Regions from separate parts of the Homo sapiens genome. Here region 2 is linked to region 1. Evidence: read pairs that join two places in POLR2A ChIA-PET (ENCODE). Cell type or tissue: B cell. All regions are shown on one strand. Links, peaks and the distances in the headings refer to the core of each region. The heading gives the core; the rest is flanking DNA.

Evidence for each region. Peaks named below come from ENCODE experiments on the same cell type or tissue, not always from the same donor. Only the 100,000 strongest peaks of a DNase experiment are listed, where the experiment ranks them.
Region 2: POLR2A ChIA-PET joins it to region 1 with 5 read pairs; 18 of 35 experiments call an interaction of 5 or more read pairs at or near these places.

What each region holds. Positions count from the first base shown.
Region 1 is chr1:26,631,586-26,635,974 of GRCh38, forward strand. No RefSeq gene overlaps it. Among named protein-coding and RNA genes, the nearest start is that of ARID1A, 62 kb to the right of the region's middle. In B cell, for the core only: no CTCF peak of the experiment used is centred there; a DNase peak (open chromatin) is centred at 1,669.
Region 2 is chr1:26,737,003-26,741,391 of GRCh38, forward strand. The region is part of intron 4 of ARID1A (AT-rich interaction domain 1A); the gene reads left to right. Among named protein-coding and RNA genes, the nearest start is that of ARID1A, 43 kb to the left of the region's middle. RefSeq lists a silencer at 2,684-2,733. In B cell, for the core only: no CTCF peak of the experiment used is centred there; no DNase peak of the experiment used is centred there; H3K27ac peaks cover 2,792 bases.

The DNA of each region.
Region 1 (4,389 bases), core at 74-4,073:
TGTAATCCCAGCTATCTGGGAGGCCGAGGCAGGAGAATCGCTTGAACCCAGGAGGTGGAGGTTGCAGTGAGCCAAGACCGTGCCACTGCACTCCAGCCTGGGTGACAGAGTGAGACTCCATCTCACAAAAGAGAAAAAAAAAAAGGAAAAGGGAACCCCAGAAACCTGGCATGCTGGCAAAAGGGTAAGAGTTTCTTACCAGTCAGACTTCTGGCCTCTCCTCTGTGCAAACTGGTTGTGGGAACAGTAAAAATCATTGTCTCCTCTGCAAATTTTTGATTAATTAAAGATTCATGAGGCTAGTCTTAAGCTATAGCAAATGTGGTGTGCTTTGTGCTATGAATTTATCTTTCTGTATTGTTCTGTCATAAAAAGAAGTACCTTAGGATAGAACATGGACTTAGGGCCTCATAAGCCTGCTGTTCAAGCCAGCCTGGCAAACTGGTCAGTTACAAACTTTGTTGGAGGTCCCTGAAACAAAAACTGGATAAAATTTCCCTCTTGTCTTGTTTTATGTCCTTGGGAGCTTGACCTTGTAACCACGTGGTGGTACTTTCTCTTGGTTTCCGCCATCCAGAGGACAGGAATTTTGGAGTTCATGTCATAGTTAGCTCTAAAAATTATCTTGAGTAGTTAAAAGCCTTTGCAAGCTCAAAATTGACTGCTCTAGGCTCCGTCTGGGAAGAGCAATGGAAACTGCCTAATGCTGTAGCTTAGTAGCTAAGGTTTTGTCTTTTCACAATGGCACCCTGGGTTAAATTTTCAGCCTAGAGAATAAATACTTTCTGGTTGATATTTGTGTGACCTTTGCCACTTGTTGATTTCCTTCCCCTCTATGTACAACTTCTGACTTCCCATCTTGAATTTTTTCTTCTCTGAACACCTGGGAGGTTACCTTTGGTAAAGTTCAAAAGCCAGAAATATAGGCTGTTTGGCCTAGCTAGAGTCTGATAATAAAAGATTTGGTTAAGTCAGCTTAATTAAAAGTAGATATCCAAACTATGCATATATTAAAAGGTTTTTATGCTTTTTTCACTTCTTGGATCTTATTTTTCTGAAGAAAAAAAGTTCTTTTATTCTCAGTCAACTGAATTGTTTTTAAAGTATACTCCTACAAACAAAATTTGGAGCATCTTCCTTTCTCCCTGGTTTCTCCAAACTTTGGAAACTGTTTGTAAGTATTCTTACTTATGGCAATACAGTTATTTGCATAAGTGCAATAAGAATCTGTCTTTTGGCTGGGCGTGGTGGCTCATGCCTGTAATCCCAGCACTTTGGGAGGCCGAGGCAGGTGGATCACCTGAGGTCAGGAGTTCAAGACCAGCCTGGCAAACATGGTGAAACCCCATCTCTACTAAAAATACAAAAATTAGCTGGGTGTGGTGGCAGGTGCCTGTAATCCCAGCTACTCTGGAGGCTGAGGCAGAAGAATCACTTGAACCCGGGAGGCAGAAGTTGCAGTGAGCTGAGATCGTGCCACTGCACTCCAGCCTGGGTGACAGAGCAAGACTATCTCAAAAAAAAAAAAAAAAAAAAATCTGTCTTTTGTAACAGAACACAGTTGGAGATACTCATTAATTTATCAAGGCTTTGACTGAAATGGCATGCTTTCAGGTACAAACAGACTGTTTTAAGGAATTGAAGTTGACTTATAGAGCTAATAAAATCCCCTTGGGGGAGCTGGGCGCGGTGGCTCATGCCTGTAATCCCAGCACTTTGGGAGGCCGACGTGGGCAGATCACGAGGTCAGGAAATCAAGACCATCTTGGCCAACATGGTGAAACCCCGTCTCTACTAAAAATACAAAAAATTAGCCAGGCGTGGTGGCAGGTGCCTGTAGTCCCAGCTACTCAGGAGGCTGAGGCAGGAGAATGGCGTGAACCCAGGAGGCGGAGCTTGCAGTGAGCCGAGATCGCGCCACTGCACTCCAGCCTGGGCGACAGAGTGAGACTCCGTCTCAAAAAACAAACAAACAAAAAACCCTTGGGGGCTAGGCACGGTGGCTCACGCCTGTAATCCCAACACTTTGGGAGGCTGAGGTGAGTGGATCACCTGAAGTCAGGAGTTCAAGACCAGGCTGGCCAACATTGTGAAATTCCACCTCTACTAAAAATACAAAAATTAGGCAGGCATGGTGGCGCATGCCTGTAATCCCAGCTACTAAGGAGGCTAAGGCAGGAGATTTGCTTGAACCTGGGCCACGGAGGTTGCAGTGAGCCGGGATCATGCCACTGCACTGCAGCCTGGGTGACAGAGCAAGACTCTGTCTCCAAAAAAAAAAACACTTGGGGAAAAAAATGTTCTCATACCTTGTCTACGCAGGCCCTGTGCAGGGTTACAGGGTTCCTGACCTATGATGATAAGTAAAGAATGTCACGTTCTGACAAGCCTAGGAACCCCATGTTATCTTTGGACCTCAAGAGGAGAGGAATTTACCTTACTCATATAGGTATTTGATGGCACAAACCCATGGCCGAGCTTAAGGCTTTAAAAAGTCTTATCTTGCCAGGCATGGTGGCTCATGCCTGTAATCCCAGCACTTTGGGAGGCTGAGGCAGGTGGATCATCTGAGGTCGGGAGATCGAGACCATCCTGGCTAACACGGTGAAACCCCGTTTCTACTAAAAATACAAAAAAATTAGCCAGGCATGGTGGCACATGCCTGTAATCCCAGCTACTTGAAAGGCTGAGACAGGAGAATCACTTGAACCCGGGAGGTGGAGGTTTAGGTGAGCCGAGATTGCACCATTGCACTCCAGCCTGGGCAACAAGAGCGAAACTCTGTCTCAAAAAAAAAAAAAAAAAAATTCTTACCTGAGATTTCTCATGGAACAAAGTTCCATCAAAGCCAATTTACAAATGAGCCTATATGGGAAATTATTATTCTTGCTGTGCTTTATGCAAATAATCAGGCCAAGTATAATAAGACTAAAGCTTATTTTGCAAACAAATTAGTCCTATCATGATTTGTTTTTAATAAAAATGAGGACTGGAGAGAGAAAAATTATGTGTAGTTTTTTTTTGTTTTTTGTTTTTTGTATTTTTTGAGACAGAGTCTCACTCTGTCGCCCAGGCTGGAGTCCAGTGGCACAATCTCAGCTTACTGCAATCTCTGCCTCCTGGGTTCAAGCGATTCTCCTGCCTCAGTCTCCCAAGTAGCTGGGATTACAGGCGCCTGTCACTACGCCCAGCTAATTTTTTGTATTTTTAGTAGAGGCGAGGTTTCACCATGTTGGCTAGGCTTGTCTCGAACTCTTAACCTTGTGATTCGCCCGCCTCAGCCTCCCAAAGTGCTGGTATTACAGGTGTGAGCCACTGCGCCCAGCCGAAAAATTATTATTATTATTATTATTATTATTATTATTATTTTGAGACAGAGTCTCACTCTTTCGCCCAGGCCAGACTGCAGTGGCGCTATCTCGGCTCACTGCAGACTCTGCCTCCCTGGTTCATGCCATTCTCCTGCCTCAGCCTCCCGAGTAGCTGGGACTACAGGCCCCTGCCACCGTGCCCGGCTAATTTTTTGTATTTGTAGTAGAGACGGGGTTTCACCGTGTTACCCAGGATGGTCTCGATCTCCTGACCTTGTGATCCGCCCGCCTTGGCCTCCCAAAGTGCTGGGATTACAGGCGTGAGCCACCGCGCCCGGCCCAAAAAATTATGTTTTAAGAAATATGCTACACCTGTTATTAGAGTCTAGTCTCATCAGTTGTTTTTGAGGGTTTTTTTTCTGCAATTTATACCAACCCTGGTTATTCCTGCCAATCAACCAGTGATCTCTGACTGCAGCTCAGAAGAAACAAGAGGGATGGATAGTGTAAAAATCTGGATCAGTATTCTAATTCTGGGCACGTACTGGAATCAGCTAGTGATTCCATATTAGCTTGATTCCAGCAATTGCTCAGTTAATGGAAAGCCTTCTTATTTAGTTTACTTGGGATAATTTTTCTTATTTTGCTTTACTGTTGTGGAATATATTGCTGTTGTACCCTTTGTGTAGGAATGCAGGATAAGCTTACTCAATGTTTTCTTTTTTCTTTTTTTCCTCCAACCTCTCCTCCCCCTCAATGTTTTCTTAAATTTAATCCTTGTTAATCTTCCAGATATCCCCTTTTGTCGAAATTCATAGTTATGAATGGTCCTTACTATACTGATGCTTCCTGACTGAGCTCCTCTCTACCCTGAATACAAGAGACCCTAGTAGTTAGGCAGGAATATCATTGTCCCTGTTTAGCCTGAAGAAGTTACGGAAGATGGATTTTTGTCCCTCTAAAACCCTTAGGATTAAGAGTCCCCTTGTAAAAGGGAGGGGAGAAATATGTCAGAGGCATTTGAACCAGAGTGACTTTATCTTGAATAGGGGCTGGGTAAAATAAGGCTGAGACCTAC
Region 2 (4,389 bases), core at 217-4,216, 110 kb after region 1:
GCTAACACAGGTAAAACTTTATATAGCTCTCTGGGATCACTTATCCCTCTTGGTAAGCACCATCCTGTATTTGACAGAGCATTTTGCCAATGCCCTCTACCTGTGCTTGCTTTTTTTTTGTTTGTTTGTTTTGAGATGGGGGTCTCTCTGTCACCCAGGCTGGAGTGTAGTGGTTTATTCTCGGCTCACTGCAGTCTCCACCTCCCCAGGTTCAGGTGATCCTCCCACCTCAGCCTCCTGAGTAGCTGGGACTACAGGTGTGAGTCAACATGCCCAGCTAATTTTTGGACTTTTTAGTAGAGATGGGGTTTCACGATGTTGCCCAGGCTGGTCTCGAATTCCTGAGCTCAAGCAGTCTGCCCGCCTTGGCTTCCCAAAGTGGTGGGATTATAGGCATGCACCACCTTGCCTGGCCTGACTCTACTTACTTAAATGGTAAGTTCCTGGAAGGCAGGCACTGTGTTATTGACCTCTGTGCCCCCAGTACCTATCATGTGATGCCCAAGACCAGTGGTTCTCTACTGTGTCTGCATGTTAGAATTACCCAGGGGAGTGTATTATCTTTAAAAATTAATGCCCAGGCCCGAGCACGGTGCCTCACGCTTGTAATCCCGGCACTTTGGGAGGCTGAGGTGGGCGGATCACCTGAGGTCGAGAGTTTGAGACCAGCCTGACCAACATGAAGAAACACCATCTCTACTAAAAATACAAAATTAGCTGGGCATGGTGGCACACGCCTGTAATCCCAGCTACTAGGGAGGCTGAGGCAGGAGAATCGCTTGAACCTGGGAGGCAGAGGTTGCGGTGAGCCAAGATGGTGCCATTACACTCCAGCCTGGGCTACAAGAGCGAAACTCCGTCTCAAAAAAAAAAAAAGAAAAAATTAATGCCCAGAGTTCACAGAGTTCTGATTTGTTTCATGTGGGGTTTGGGCATTGGTGTGGTTAGCAGCTGTCCCAGGTGAATCCCGATTTGCAGGTAGAGATCTATTCCAGACTGTATGAGGTTCCTTTGCTATAGTAAACTCTTTTTTTTTTTTGAGATGGAGTCTCACTCTGTCACCCAGGCTGGAGTGCAGTGGCACAATCGCAGTTCACAACAACTTCCGCCTCCCGGGTTCAAACGATTCTCCTGCCTCAGCCTCCCAGGTAGCTGGAATTACAGACGCCCGCTACCACACCCGGCTAATTTTTGTATTTTTAATAGAGACGAGGTTTCACTATGTTGGCCAGACTGGTCTCGAACTCCTGACCTGGGTGATCCACCCGCCTCGGCCTCCCAAGGTGCTGGGATTACAGCCATGAGCCACGGTGCCCAGCCTATAGTAAATTCTTAGCACCCATACTTCTTGTTAGTACTTATCTCAAGTGTAATTTAAATTACTTATTTAATGCAAGTTCATTGAGGACTGACTTGCTGTCTTGCTTATTGCCATAGTGCCTGGCATCTGGTTGCTTATTGCCATAGTGCCTGGCATATAGTAGGCTCCAACTTACTGAATAGATGAACCTGAGCAGCATCCATTATAGTGCTCATTCAGGAAGTATACATCTGACAGGAGCAGCTTGACTGTATTACCAGAGTCTTGCTCTGTCACCCAGGCTGGAGTGCAGTGGCACGATCTTGGCTCACTGCAGCCTCCGCCTCCCGGGTTCCAGCGATTCTCCTACCTCAGCCTCTTGAGTAGCTGGGATTACAGGTGTGCGCCACCACTCCCGGCTAGTTTTTGTATTTTTAGTAGAGACAGGGTTTCACCACGTTGGCCAGGCTGGTTTCGAACTCCTGACCTCAAGTGATCCACCCACCTCAGCCTCCCAAAGTGCTGGGATTATAGGCGTCAGCCACTGCGCCCAGCTTCTGTAACTTTTCTTTTGTTTTTTTTTTTTTTTTTGAGACAGAGTCTCTGTTGCCCAGGCTGGAGGGCTGGAGTGCTGGAGTACAGTGGTGCCATCTGGGCTCACTGCAAGCTCCGCCTCCCGGGTTCAAGCAATTCTCTGCCTCAGCCTCCCTAGTAGCTGGGATTACGGGCACCCACCACCACGCCTGGCTAATTTTTTTGTATTTTTAGTAGAGATGGGGTTTCACCATCTTGGCCAGGCTGGTCTTGAACTCCTGACCTTGTGATCCACCCACCTTGGCCTCCCAAAGTGCTGGGATTACAGGCATGAGCCACTGCGCCCGGCCCAGCTTCTGTAACTTTTCTTACTGAGACACATTTGTAAATTTACATTTTGGTCTTGAAAGTGTACCTAGGATAGAGTAATGGAAAATGGATACAGGATTGAAAGCTGTGATCTGAAGAGGTTAGCTAGTGCTTCACAAACTTTAGCGTGTGTTAAGAATCACCTGAATTACTGCCTCTACCTGAGAAATTCTGATTCAGTAGGTGTGGGCTGGGACCTAAGAATTTGCATTTCTAACAAGCTCTGAAGTGGTACAGATGCTGCCAGTTCAGAAGACCACAATTGGAATGAGACTGAAGTAGGTAGTCACCTTTAAGGGAAGGAAAAAAAATTACTAGACTAGGAAGCCACAGCGGTAACTAGAATAATAGTGGTGATTTACACTGTAGTTTGACTCTTGATTATTTGGAAGGCACACTGTGGGTTAAGAATGGTAGAAAGAAAAGAGACTTGAAAGAAACTAGACTTCCTGTAGCTGTGGCCTCAGTGCAGTTTATTCCTGGGTAACGGAGCCCTTGCCCTGCCAGTACCACCCTGGGAGCTCCTCTGCTCTATGGTGCTCATCACTGGATCCCTTCCTTTAGTGGGGCCAAACTTAGTTGGTCACCAAATCTTAGTCTACCACAGAAATGGTTTTTGCTTTTGAATCTGGTTTCCCCTCTCTTTCTCCACTGCCTTTTGTTTTTTCGGGTCCCTGTTATCTCTCACCTGGTGTCTTGCCACAAACTTCTGACTGTTCTGTTTCTTTTCTTCCTCTTTTCCTTCCAAGTCTGTCCTCAGCATAATCACCAGAGTGATCATCTTAAAAAAAAAAAAAAAGAAAAAAAAAACCTGGCCAAGTTATGTTAATGCTTTAAAACCTGGCTACGTGTTGTCTGTAGATTTAAGTCCAAGTGTGACATACAAGTAAGTTTTTTTGGGATCTGGAGGATGAGGAGAGATGTAGGTAAGTTTCCTGTCCCTGGAGTAAAACCTGGCACACTTTTTGCTATGGGTGTTATGTAGAAGACAAACAGACATTTGACAAGGGTTGAACTTGTGTGACTTCTGAGGTCATTTGAACTCTTGGGTCCATGATTCCGAATATGATACGATGATTCCTAAAGGATCCTCCTGTGTTTCATTAGTAAAATAGACATAAAACAGAAGACCATGTGCCTGTATGTTATAATGAGTGCTGTCAGAGTTTGGTGAAGTCACTGATCCATTTATGTCTCAATAGTTGAAGGAAGAAGTCATGTTGAAGTTCAGTCAGTATGAGCTAGATGTGGATGTATTTAAGTGGTTAGTTACAAAGGGAAAGTCCAGCTTGAACAGAGGCCATGCAGGGATGGGGATGAGGTGCAGTATAGATACTTGGGGGCTGGTCAGCTTCCAGGGGTGGGAAGTAACAGGAAGGAAAGCTAGATCACAGGGATCCTGCTGAGCTTAAGCCATTTAGATCTGATCTTATGGGCTTGCAGATAGGTAACTGGGGCAATCATGTGATAAAACTAATGTTTTACAAAAATGATCCATTAGTTTGTAGTATGCTTTGAAAACGGGAGAGTCTTAAAGCAGTGGAATAAGTTAAACCGTAGAACTACTTCTGGCAAGAGGTATGGAGTTCTGGTCCTTCTGTCTCATTTGCATAGCCACCTGCTCCCACATGTGGAACATGCAGGAAAGAATACAGGACTGAGAATAAGTGGGTTCTGTGTGGTGGAATATTTAAAGATTTTGATTGACTGGTGGGCAGGGGGAGTCTCATTTTTGAGGAAAAGTTAAATTCCATATTTATTTTGTGGAATATAATATAGTAAGATTTCTGAAAACAAATGTCCAGTTTCTAGTTGGAGATAAGAAACTGAAACTTGGGTAAGACCTGAGTCTGGATACAAGTTTGCGAGTTACCTGTGTGGTAGTTAATAGTTAAACCATAGAATGAAACAGGCCTCCTAAACTGGAGTTTAGAGATAGAAGCCAGATGGAGCTCTGGACGATGCCGGAGGCCATCAGGTAGAAGCAGCCAACAGAGAGTTGGAGAGATCGGAGAAGGACCAGGATTGTGTAATATTTCTGGAAGCCAAGGGAGGAGGGACGAAGTCAAATTTATATTTCAAAGAAAATAGGTAGTTGGGTTTGTCATAAAGCATTTTATTGGGATCCTTTTTAGATAAGGAAAAGGCCTTATTTCTGAGGGCTTGAGAAAAGGAAATGAGCAAGG